Linked DNA regions of Homo sapiens: regions 1, 3 and 4 are each linked to region 2. Evidence: chromatin contacts called from ENCODE Hi-C or POLR2A ChIA-PET data. All regions are on one chromosome and are shown on one strand. Each heading gives the region's core, a stretch centred on a gene start or an enhancer-like site at or near the end of the contact. The rest is flanking DNA. Distances are from core to core; before and after follow the strand shown.

Region 1 (3,121 bases), core at 175-2,674, 89 kb before region 2:
ATGTACCTTGATTAGAATGGTGCCTGGCATAAAAAAAAATCCCTATGAAAGTGGTAGTTGTGGCTGGGCACAGTGGCACACGCCTGTAATCCCAGCACTTTGGGAGGCTGAGGTGGGTGGATCACTTGAGGTCAGGAGTTCAAGACCAGCCTGGCCAACATGGTGAAACCCTGTCTCTACTAAAAATACAAAAGAATTAGGCATGGTGGTGCATGCCTGCAATCCCAGCTATTCAGGAGGCTGAGGGAGGAGAATCGCTTGAACCTGAGAGGCAGAGGTTGCAGTGAGCTGAGATTGCGCCTCTGCACTCCAGCCTAGGTGACAAAGTGAAACTCCGTCTCGAAAAAAAAAGTGGTAGTTGTCATGCATGTTATTGTTGGTTATTGTGTTTCCTAGCCACTGTACGCCTCTATGCTCTTAACTGTTGCTGTGCAAGAAAAGTGGAGCTTCTTGCTTTTGGGGACGCCTTGCTTAGACTTCCTGGAGCAGATGTAGCTATTTTAAAGCTGCTTATTAGTATAACTTTATTTTCGTAAAATTCCTTGGCAGGCTTGCCCATGACGAATCCCCGAGGAAACCCAAGAGCTACCAGAAATATGGTGGCCTCTTCTTGACCTTCCGTGGGCGTCAATCAGGTTGCGGTTGGAAGGGAGATGAGTCACAGGCCTGTAATCTGCCACCTGCTTTTCTCCTTCTGCTTAGCAGGTGTCAGAGCTCAGGGAATTTAGTGGGAGGCTTTGAGGCCTTTTAAAATGCATAGGCTTCTGGGATAAATTAATTTCTTAATCCCTTAACAGTCACACAAGAGGAAGGTCTGGCAGCTGGGTTTTTCAGAGGGGACAGGAACAAATGTCTGTCAGGGGTTTTACATACATTATCTTGTTTAATCTGGACAACAACCCCATATGTGGGGATTACTCTCCCCATTTTATAAACAAACAAATGGAGGCTCAAAGGATTGGTGACCTGCCTGGAGGTCACAGCTACTCCTTTTTACTGCCCCAGAATGATAGGACCTACTAGAGGATCAAGGGCAGAGAAAAAGGAAAAAGGGAAGCCAGCCCGCCTGGGTCTGTCTTGGCCAAGGTTCATCAACTGAAATTCTTGGTGCCTCAGTTTCCCCAAGAGGAGAGGAAAGTTGGCCCAGGGATCTCATACATTCTGCTATTCTTACCCCACTCTCTGCCTAGTCAGAGCAGATGACTGATTCCTTTCCCAGCTGCTATGGCCTGAATGTTTATGTCCCTGACAAATGTGTATGTTGCAATCCTAACCCGCAATGGGATGGTACTAGGAAGTGGGCCTTTGGAAGGTGATGAGATCCTGAGGGTGGAGCCCTCACCAGTGGGATTAGTGCTCTTAGAAAAGAGGCCCTAGAGAGCTGCCTTGCCCCACCCACTATGTGAGGTTACAGTGAGAAGGCACCGTCTATGAACAGAAAGTGGGCCCTCAGCACACATGGAAACTGTTGGCACCTTGATCTTACTTCCGGCCCCTGGAAACATGAGAAATACGTTTCCATTGTCTATAAACTGCCCAATCTATGGTGTTTTGTGTGAAAGCCAGAACTGACTAAGACACTGTCCACCTTCTCCATAGCATTTCTCTAGTTCCTGGGAAGGACACCCACTGGCCATGCCTCCCCTCCCTGACCCCAAGACTAACAGAGCACCTTTGGGGGCAGGTGTGCAAGAAATCTTTGTAATGAGTTAAGCTCTTGTTGCTGCACTGGAAAACAGGTGACTCCATCAAAACAGCAAACTCCCAGGTAGTCATGGCAACAAAGTTGCAATGCCTTGTTCAGAATTCCACTCACACCCAGACACACACACATGCCAAAATAGTGCAGAGGGAGGGCCACACTAGGACTTTTGAGGATCCTGGGCACCTCTGCCTTCATGGGCCTCTTCCTCTATAAAAATGACAGAGGAGCTATTTTGTGTCCTGATTCTCCTTGCCTGCTCTTATATTTGTAGGACAAAAAAGTTGGCAGCTGCAGGGCCTGTCTCCTTTGTGAATGTAAATGGCTTAGTCACTGGTGGGCCCTCTTTAGTCAACGGCCCTCTCCACTACTTCCTGCTCTTTTCTCCTTGGGAAAATTAGGGACTCAGGAAATGGAGTCAGATTTATGTGAGTGGGAAAATTGCACCATCTGAGGAAGCGCTGTGCCAGAGGGAGCCAGAGAGGGCAGCACATCACATCCCTGGGGCCAACCTCCCACCTGGCATCAAGGAAGAACAGTCCTACCTCCGAAGGCGGGTCTCATGCTGAAGTCGTGCTCGTCCACTCTGAGAAGCTGCTGAGGCTTTCCCTTCCGGATCTTGGTCACATCAAGGTTCTTCTTATATAAGTGACTGTGAAGACAAGCAAGAAACTATTTTCCATCGGCTCTTCAATGCATTGAGTGAGATGATTTGGGCTATTACTCCCTGCAAGATCTACCTGTTAGGTACCTTTTCTCCATTCTACTTCTTGGCCCAGGGGAGAAGGAGGGCTGAAGGACCCTCCACACACACGCCAGATCCTCACAGGTAGACTGACCTGAGGACCAGGTTCTTCTGGAGCCTTCTGAAAGTGGATGCCCTCCTGGGCAGGACAACATTCTACCTTGGTAAAGGCTATAATTGGATGAAAATGGTTGGATTGGCTGCTAGCTAGACTAATAAAGAAGAAAAGGGAGAAGATCAAAATAAACACAATTAGAAATGAGAAAGGGGGCTAGGTGCAGTGGCTCACACCTGTAATCCCAGCACTTTGGGAAGCTGAGGTGGGCAGATTGCTTGAGGTCATGAGTTTGAGACCAGCCTAGCCAACATGGTGAAACCCCATTTCTACTAAAAATACAAAAATTAGCTGGGCATGGTGGCACACACCTGTAGTCCCAGCTACTCAGGAGGCTAGGGCACAAGAATCACTTGAACCAAGGAGACGCAGGTTGCAGTGAGTGGAGATTGCGCCACCCGGGTGATAGAGTGAGACTCTGTCGCAAAAAAAAACAAAAAGAAATGACAAAGGGGATGTTACCACTGACCCCACAGAAATACAAATAACCATCAGAGACTACCATGAACAACTCTGTGTACACAAACTAGAAAACCTAGAAGAGATGGATAAATTCCTG
Region 2 (2,886 bases), core at 181-2,680:
TCCACCTACTTACTTATGTGAATAAAGTTTCTCAGTGCTTATAACTATATAAACAGAAAACAAAAATGGAACTGATGCCAAATATTGTCTTATTCAAGCATGGATATATGAAGTGGAAAAAATATCAAATATCCATCTTCTAAAGAGGGATATTTATCTCAAATTTTACTTTTTATATGTAATAATCATCTATAAAATACATAATTATATTATCTTAAGCAATAATTATAATAATTTATTTCAGAAGAAAAATTTTCACACCTAGAACTTTATCTTCATAGGAAATAATAAACAGTTTAAAATGTAAATTTATACACATGTTTTTGTTGCAGAGAACCTGTGATCTTTTGTAGATGTTGACTAGCGGTACCATAGTGGGGATGACATATTTGGCCTAAATGGGCCCCTCCATCAGTGAGGTTTCCTAGGTCTATGATTTGCTGAAGTGTCAATTGTTCCCTAATGCTCAATGGGTTGATTGTTGGTCACGGCTGGAGCCTTTTAACTTTGGCAAAGTCTGAGAGCCCTGACCAAGAAACACTTGTTTGGTAGAAAGGCCTATTCCAGAGTTTAAAAACCAAACCAAAAACATGGGGTGGGGTGGAGGGGACCGGCCAGGCCATCATACCCCTGAGACTCTGAGCTTTACCTGTGAGTCAATGACAAATATCAGTGCTCCTGTTCCCCGGAAGATCATCTCATAGTCAAATGTAGGGTCAAAAAAGTCAATCTGTCCTGGGAAGTCCCAAATCTGAAAATTGACAAAGGAGCTGTTGGAAACATCTTCCCGGCATATCTTATTAGTGCTCTCCAAGAACAGAGTTTCGTTGGGAGACATTTTGTGAAAGACAACTTTCTGAATAGACGACTTGCCGCTTCTCCTCAGGCCCATGAGCAGGATTCTCGGCTTCACTTCAGTGCTGAAGGGGTCACTGAAGTCCAGAACTGGAGAAACCACAAAATGAGAATGAAGGTGAGATGCTTTCACAGAGGTTAATTAGAGGAGTTTCACTTCCACCTCAAATGTGATTTATGATTCACAGATGATGCCACTCTTCCAAAGAGTGCTAACTACAGTCCCTCCACTTAAACCCCAAGTCTTGCTGACTTCACAACCTTAACACTTAACCGCTGGTCTATACTTCCCACCAGGCAAAGGGGACAGCTTTTGCTAAGTGCAAAACACTCAACAATAGAGTCTCGCCACTTCTTACACCATCCCGGAGGCCAGACACCAATATAATGCCACATCACAAGCAGGGACTCAGGAGCGTGAAGAGAGATTTATTTCCTGGAGCAGACTGTGGAAAGAATCCAGGTCTGAGCATTCAGGAGCCATATTGTTCTCTGAGAAGCCATCACTAAAGAGATGCTTGTTGACGTGAGTTATGCCTCTCTTAGTCACCCTCCTCTGGCTAGTACTCTCCCAAGCCACGAAGGCCTGGAAAATGGGCCTTGGACTAGATGTCGCAGGTTTGGATTGTGTTACACAGCAGATGCAAAGTTTGTGAAAGGCAGACATCTCTCAGGCCCACCCTGGCTCAGGGCCCCCATCCAGTAAGGTAGCTACTAGCCAAATACAGCTATTTAAATTAAAATCGATTAAAATTAGAAATTCAAATCCTCCTCCTATGATGTTTCTAGAGAAGCCAAATTCATAGACACAGAATGTTTTCAGGGGTTGGGGGAAAAGACGAATGGGGAGTTCTATGTTTAATGGGTATGTAGTTTCAGCTGGGGGAATATGAGAACATTCTGGAGATGGATGGTGGTGAGGGGCGCATAACAGTCACATTGTTATGTGGCCCTCACCGCCAAAAATGGCTAAAACTGTAAATGTTATGATGTTATATATATTTTATCACAATAAAAATTTGGGGGTTCCTCAGTTTCATCGTGGCAAGTACTCAATAGCCACATCCAGCAAGTGGCTAACGTATTGGACAGCACAGACACAGAACAGCAGTCCCCAACCTTTTTGGCACCTGGGACCAGTTTTGTGGAAAACAATTTTTCCAGGGACCAGTGGGATGGTGGGGTGGTTTCAGGATGATTCAAGCTGGTTACATTTATTAGGCAGTTTATTTCTATTATTATTGCATTGTCCTATATAATGAAATAATTCTCAAGTCACCATAATGTAGAATCAATGGGAGCCCTGAGCTTGTTTTCCTGCAACTAGACAGTCCCATGTGGGGTTGATGGGAGACAATGACAGATCATCAGGCACTGGATTCTCATAAGGAGCGTGCAACCTAAATCCCTCACATGTGCAGTTCACAACAGGGTTTGCACTCCTATGAGAATCTAATGCCACTGCTGATCTGACAGGAGGCAGAGCTCAGGCAGTAATGCGAGCAATGGGGAGTGGCTGTAAATACAGACGAAACTTCGCTTGCTCCCCCACTGCTCACCTTCTGCCATGCAGCGCAGTTCCTAACAGGCCACAGACTGGTACAGGTCTGTGGCCCGGGGTTTGGGGATCCCTGACATAGAACATTCTTATCCTCACAGAAAGTTCTAGAGGCCAGCACTACACCAGTTCCTGGTAACAAAAATTCAATCTTAAAATCCTTTGCTAAGGGTCCTAGAGGGATTAGGCATTACTGGATAAAAGTAGGAGTTGGTGGGCCGGGCGCATGGCTCACACCTGTAATCCCAGCACTTTGGGAGGCCGAGACGGGCGGATCACGAGGTCAGCAGATCAAGACCACCCTGGCTAACACGGTGAAACTCCATCTCTACTAAAAATACAAAAAAATTAGCCAGGCGTGGTGGCGGGCACCTGTAGTCCCAGCTACTCAGGAGGCTGAGGCAGGAGAATGGCATGAACCTGGGAGGCGGAGCTTGCAGTGGGCCGAGATCATGCCACTGCACTCCAGCCTG
Region 3 (2,928 bases), core at 429-2,928, 88 kb after region 2:
AAACAAAACAAAACAAAACACCTGAAAACTTACTGGGTCTTGTTCAGTGACACCCTCCCAGGATAGCCTGTGCCTAGAGTGTGAACACACTGCCTATAGATTCTTCCAGAAAACCTCACAGTGAAGGGTGTTGATGGACAAGAGAGCTGTGTGTGATGCTACACAGCTCACCCAACTTCTTTTATCTTTTTTCCCACATCTCTGTAGCTGTCATTAGCTTGAGGTAGAGAAAAAATGTTCAGAATGTACAGTGATCCCTAAACAAATTATTAACAGAGGTCATAAAGGCATTTCAATCTGAGGATATCTAACATGAATAACTTTTAGACTCACTCTGTCACCCAGGCTGGAGTGCAGTGGCGGGATCTCGGCTCACTGCAAGCTCCACCTCCTGGGTTCATGCCATTCTCCTGCCTCAGCCTCCTGAGTAGCTGGGACTACAGGCGCCTGCCACCACGCCTGGCTAATTTTTTGTAGTTTTAGTAGAGACGGGGTTTCACTGTGTTAGCCAGGATGGTTTCGATCTCCTGACCTTGTGATCCACCTGCCTCAGCCTCCCAAAGTGCTGGGATTACAGGTGTGAGCCACCGCTCCCAGCCTTTCTCATCTTTTTAAATCTGAAAACTGCCCACTACAGTGTTGCACTGGATGTAGTCCAGTGTGCACATCCACCCACAGTGAAAGTGAAACCAACCATGAGTTGAATGAAGTATTATGGGAGTGTTTGTGGGAAGCCTGACAAACCTAAAGTTTGCCTCTCATTTTCTAGTGTAGTAGTGGATTCTTGGTACGGTTATAAGCTGTTCTAGACAGTGCGAAATCTAGTGTTGATTTCACTTTGATTTGAAATTATTTGTGTTTTTACTTTGGCTCCTTTACAGCCAGAGTAAAACTTAACTTATATTCTTGTATTCCAAGTTTAACTTATTTTCCAAGTTTAGCTTAACCTATATTCTTGACCTGATCAGAATTTTTGGACTTTGGGTCAACCATAAAGAGGCTCAATATATAATGAGAAATTTGTCTCACTTTAAGTTGTCAGAAAGCAGCACCCAAAACGCTCTATGTAAAACATGAATAGATGCATGAAAATACAACTTATTTAAGAAACAAACCCAAGGAGCCCAAACCTAAAATCTGGACCTTTCTTACTTAAGCAAAAATATCAGAGTCATGCACGTATGACTCTTATTCCATGACTGTCTTCAAATTGACTCATCACATCCCTGTTTTCAAATTAAATAGTTGCCATATTCTAAATTCTGTTTATGAAGTTAGGAGGTAAACAGAAAACAATCTAAAACCTGCTTATTTCAATTGATTCTGTTTGTTAGCATATCTGTACTGGCATGAATATGATTGGAACATGCAGAGTTGTAGCACACCCTTATTTCTGGTTGATTGCCAAAAATAAAGACATCAAAGAAAATAGAAAAACTGGGCAACAAATCATAACTGCATAGGTTTTTAAATTTAGTAGTTATTCTAGATCTCTCTCCATAGCTTTTCTGAATGAAACTGTCCCTCTCACAGCCCCCAGCCTCCCACTGTCCTAGATAGATGAGGTGATTGTTCTCACCACCTTTGGATTTGTACATGTGTGGCATTGTTTTCATAGGACAGATTCCCAGATGTGGAAATGCTCAAAGAGAGTGAACATTTAACAAATACTGCCAGATTGTCCTCCAGAAAGGTTGTACCCATGTGCACATCCACCCACAGTGAAAGTGAAACCAACCATGAGTTGAATGAAGTATTATGGGAGTGTTTGTGGGAAGCCTGACAAACCTCAAGTTTGCCTGCCATTTTCTAGTACAGTAGTGGATTCTTGGTATGGCTATAAGCTGTTTTAGACAGTGTGAAACAATTTACAGGTATCTTTAGCAAAGAACATTTTCATAGGTACTTTTACATGAAAAGTGTTATAATATTAAAGAATCTTTTAAAATAATGCATAATGCCACTCTTGATACATTTTCATCTTTTGTAGATTATCATCTACATGTGAATATATTTTACCAGTTATAATTAATATGTGTATGTTTTTGTGTTTTTGTTTTTTTGTTTTGTTTTGTTTTGTTTTTTTAAGACGGATTCTTGCTTTGTTGTCCAGACTAGAGTGAAGTGGCTTGATCCTGGCTCACTGCAACCTCCGCCTCCTGGGTTCAAGCAATTCTCCTGTCTCAGCCTCCCGAGTAGCTGGGATTATAGGCGTGCACCACCATGGCCAGCTAATTTTTGTATTTTTTTTAGTAGAGACAGGATTTCGCCATGTTGGCCAGGCTGGTCTCGAACTCTTGACCTCAGGTGATCCGCCCACTTTGACCTCCCAAAGTGCTGGCACCCAGCCAATATGTGTGTATTTTTATCTTTGACTTTTTCCACAAAACTGTCTTATAAGCTGTTTCCTGTTTCTCCATATCTTTCATCATGGCTATTTAAAAGCTGCATGTTGTATTTTGTTATTATACCATACTTTGTTAATTCAGTTCTTAATATTGAATATTTAATATAAAACTAGATACTTAAACTGCATGTTCTTAAGTGATAAGGTTGATTGGTTTGATGTGGTTATAAAAGTAATACAGTGCTTATAGAAAAATTTGGAAGACACAAAAAAATAGGATGACACATACAAATTGTCCTGTAACTCCTGTTAATAAATTCTGTGAGCATTAGGATGTATTTCCTTCCTGTCTTTTCTTAATATTTTATTTTCTTGTTTTATAGTCTGCAACCATGCTATTTGTGAACAACATTCATTTTTACATGTTTTAAACTCTTTTCAAATATCATTTTTCCTTTTTTAAAAAATATGAAAGGTTTTTGTTTTGTTTTGTTTTTTGAGACGGAGTCTCGTTCTGTCGCCCAGGCTGGAGTGCAGTGGCACAATCTTGGCCCCCTGCAAGCTCCGCCTCACGGGTTCAC
Region 4 (2,957 bases), core at 215-2,714, 66 kb before region 2:
TTCTTTCCTTTTTCTTTAACTCTTACAATACGTTTATCACTGCACTATTTACGATAGCAAAGACATGAGACTGATGTGCTGCCTCCTGCACTAAGGAGGCAACTTCCATACCAAAGATACAGAATCAACCTAAGTGTCCATCAACAAAGGATTGGATAGAAAAAAATAAGGTATCTATTTATGCCATGGGATGCTACTTAGACATGAAAAAGAATGAAATAACATCTTTTGCAGCAACATGGATAGAACTGGAGGCCATGATCCTAAGTGAAATAACTTAGAAACAGAAAGTTAAATACTGCATGTTATATAAGTGGGAGCTAAACAATGGGTATACATGGACATACCGAGTAGAATAATAGATACTGGAGACTTCAAAATGTGGAAGGGTGGAAGCGGGGGTGAGGGTTGAAAAATTACCTATTGAGGCCAGGCATGGTGGCTCACGCCTGTAATCCCAGCACTTGGGGAGGCCGAGGTGGGTGAATCACCTGAGGTCAGGAGTTCGAGACCAGCCTGGCCAACATGGTGAAATGCCATCTCTATAATAAATACAAATATAAATACAAAAAATTAGCTAGGCATGGTAGCATGTGCCTGTAGTCCCAGCTACTTGGGAAGCTGAGGCAGGAGAATCCCTTGAGCCCGGGAGGCGGAGGTTGCAGTGAGCTGATATTGCGCCATTGCACTCCAGCCTGGGCGACTAGAGAAAGACTCTGTCTCAAAAACAAACAAAAAACAGAAAAATTATCTATTGGATACAATGTTCACTATTTGGGTGATGGTTACACTGAAGGCCCAGATGTCACCACTAAGCAATATATATGCATGTAAGAAATCTGCACGTGTACCCTCTAAATATATACAAAGATAAAAGTGTTTTTAAAAAGAGGAGCAGACAGGGATATGGGAGAAAGGTCAGAGAGAGACCTTGCTTTTGAGACTTATTTCTGAGGCCTTTCAATTTTCAAAGCACGCAACATGCTGAATCATTTTCTGCCCCCAACAGAGGCATTAGCGTATGGCATGTCAACTTAAAATCATGAGACCCATACGTTTGGAAAGGAGAAATTTATTTCTTATAGAGAATTGTAACCTGCAGGCTGGGAAACAAAGCCTCAGGCTGAGACAGAAAGCAGGCACTTCTAGGGAGGGAGCATGTTATGGGAGTTTTATACTTGAGGATTGGCTAGGCATGCATATTTGTCAGGATATGAGGGCTATGAATATTTATGAGAGGAGATCACAGGTGATAAGCAAACATGTATGTCACATACGTCCCATTTTCATGTTAGGGTGGAGACAATGTTAAAATGCAGCAAAATTAGTCTCTATACCTCAAAAGGTGAAACGGAAGACACAGAAGTACCTTGTGTGCAGCCTTCATGGACAGAACTGCAGAACCACTCTGCGGTCAGTGGTCACTTATCAGGAAGGAATGCCTTGTCAGTTGTCGTGTGGAAACTGCAGGAGGGGAGGGAAGTTCCCCTGCAGCATTAAGCAATTGGCTAAAGTCAGCAAAGGAGTGTCTTGTGTTCTTTGTCTTTCTAAGTTTGGTTTCTGTTTAACTCTTAGGAAAGTCTGGCGAGTGTTAGTGAGGAAGGGGGTTCAGTGAGGCATGACTGACCTTCCCATGGCTGGGAGACATAGTTTTTAAAGTTTTTCTGGGGTCACCTTGGCCAAGAGGGGTTCATTCAGTCAGGCACTTAGGATTTTTCTTTTATTTTTATTTCAATAGCTTTGGGGGTACAAGTGGTTTTTTGTTACATGGATGAATTCTATAGTGGTAGATTCTGAGATTTTGGTGCACCTGTCACCCGAGTAGTTTTTTATCCCTAGCCCCCTTCCCAACCTTCCCTTTCAAGGTCTCTTCTAAGTCCATTATATCACCCTGTATGCCTTTAGGTACTCACAGTTTAGCTCCCACTTATAAATGAGAACATACAGTTTTATACACCAACAACAAGCAAGCTGAAAATCAAATCAAGAACTCAATCCCTTTTACAACAGCTGCAAAAATGAAAATAAAATAAAATAAAATAAAATAAAATACCTAGGAATATACTTAACCAAGGTGGTGAAAGATCTCCACAAGGAGAACTACAAAACACTGCTGAAAGAAATCATAGATGACACAAATGGAACACAAAACCCATGCTCATGGATTGGAAGAATCAATATTGTGAAAATGACCAGACTGCCCAAAGCAATCTACAGATTCAATACAATTCTCATCAAAATACCAACATCATTTTTTGCAGAATTAGAAAAAGCTATCCTCAAATTCATATGGAATCAAAAAAGAGCCCAAATAGCCAAAGCAATCCTAAGCAAAAGAAACAAATCTGGAGGCATCACATTGCCGGACTTCAAGTTATACTACAAGGCTATAGTTACCAAAAAGCATGGTACTGGCATAAAATTAGGCATGTAGACTAACAAAACAAAATAGAGAACATAGAAATAAAGTCACATACATACAGCCAACTGGTCTTTGACAAAGCAAACAAAAACATAAATTGGGGAATGGACACCCTATTTAATAGATGGTGCTGGGAAAACTGGCAAGTGACATGTAGAAGAATGAAACTGGATCCTCATCTCTCACCTTATACAAAAATCAACTCAAGATGGATCAAAGACTTAAATCTAAGACCTGTAACCATAAAAATTCTAGAAGATAACATGAGAAAAACTCTTACAGACATTGGCCTAGACAAAGAATTCATGACTAAGACCTGAAAATGATTTTATTTTTATTTTGCAGGTGGTAGTTTAGCTATAGGAAAGGATGAAATCTTCAGGGACATATTAAGAGGTCAAAGTTCAAGCACAGAATCTTGGAGAATCTTCACTCTTAAAGGATGGATGGAGCAGCCAGAACAAAAGCATAGAAATGTCAACCTAAAATAATGAAAAGTCTCAGGATCCAGTTAGAGTTCATTCAAGTGCAAAGT

What was found. A loop is a pair of places that touch in the nucleus more often than their neighbours do. ChIA-PET counts read pairs that join two places held with the same protein, here RNA polymerase II (POLR2A). Pooled maps may share reads with other maps.
Region 1: a pooled map shows a loop between it and region 2 (7-fold over the local background). The contact joins two enhancer-like sites. A Hi-C loop is called at or near these places in 4 of 168 maps with a recorded cell type or tissue (CD4-positive, alpha-beta T cell, CD4-positive, alpha-beta memory T cell, GM12878 and 1 more), 24 of 37 single-sample maps with no recorded cell type and 13 of 50 pooled maps. POLR2A ChIA-PET finds 5 or more read pairs at or near these places in 4 of 52 experiments (CD4-positive, alpha-beta T cell, activated CD4-positive, alpha-beta T cell, activated CD4-positive, alpha-beta memory T cell and 1 more).
Region 3: a loop to region 2 is called in a pooled map, with 5 times the contacts of the local background. The contact joins two enhancer-like sites. A Hi-C loop is called at or near these places in 1 of 168 maps with a recorded cell type or tissue (natural killer cell), 4 of 37 single-sample maps with no recorded cell type and 8 of 50 pooled maps. POLR2A ChIA-PET finds 5 or more read pairs at or near these places in 1 of 52 experiments (naive thymus-derived CD4-positive, alpha-beta T cell).
Region 4: a loop to region 2 is called in a pooled map, with 2.3 times the contacts of the local background. The contact joins two enhancer-like sites. A Hi-C loop is called at or near these places in 4 of 168 maps with a recorded cell type or tissue (HepG2, gastrocnemius medialis, heart right ventricle and 1 more) and 5 of 50 pooled maps. POLR2A ChIA-PET finds 5 or more read pairs at or near these places in 6 of 52 experiments (BJ, OCI-LY7, WTC11 and 2 more).

The regions. Positions count from the first base shown.
Region 1 is chr6:89,297,512-89,300,632 of GRCh38, forward strand. It overlaps GABRR2 (gamma-aminobutyric acid type A receptor subunit rho2), which reads right to left. Exons shown (of 9, transcript NM_002043.5): 2 at 2,248-2,354. Among named protein-coding and RNA genes, the nearest start is that of GABRR2, 16 kb to the right of the region's middle. RefSeq lists enhancers at 1-1,017, 403-712, 1,139-1,208. Within about 2 kb of position 1,425, at least 17 of the 41 ENCODE cell types and tissues checked have a DNase peak (open chromatin) inside an H3K27ac peak, as active enhancers do.
Region 2 is chr6:89,386,646-89,389,531 of GRCh38, forward strand. RRAGD (Ras related GTP binding D) reads right to left here. Exons shown (of 7, transcript NM_021244.5): 2 at 650-945. Among named protein-coding and RNA genes, the nearest start is that of RRAGD, 24 kb to the right of the region's middle. RefSeq lists an enhancer at 738-797. Within about 2 kb of position 1,431, at least 3 of the 41 ENCODE cell types and tissues checked have a DNase peak (open chromatin) inside an H3K27ac peak, as active enhancers do.
Region 3 is chr6:89,474,118-89,477,045 of GRCh38, forward strand. The region is part of intron 1 of ANKRD6 (ankyrin repeat domain 6); the gene reads left to right. Among named protein-coding and RNA genes, the nearest start is that of ANKRD6, 42 kb to the left of the region's middle. Within about 2 kb of position 1,679, at least 2 of the 41 ENCODE cell types and tissues checked have a DNase peak (open chromatin) inside an H3K27ac peak, as active enhancers do.
Region 4 is chr6:89,320,332-89,323,288 of GRCh38, forward strand. No RefSeq gene overlaps it. Among named protein-coding and RNA genes, the nearest start is that of GABRR2, 6.5 kb to the left of the region's middle. Within about 2 kb of position 1,465, at least 4 of the 41 ENCODE cell types and tissues checked have a DNase peak (open chromatin) inside an H3K27ac peak, as active enhancers do.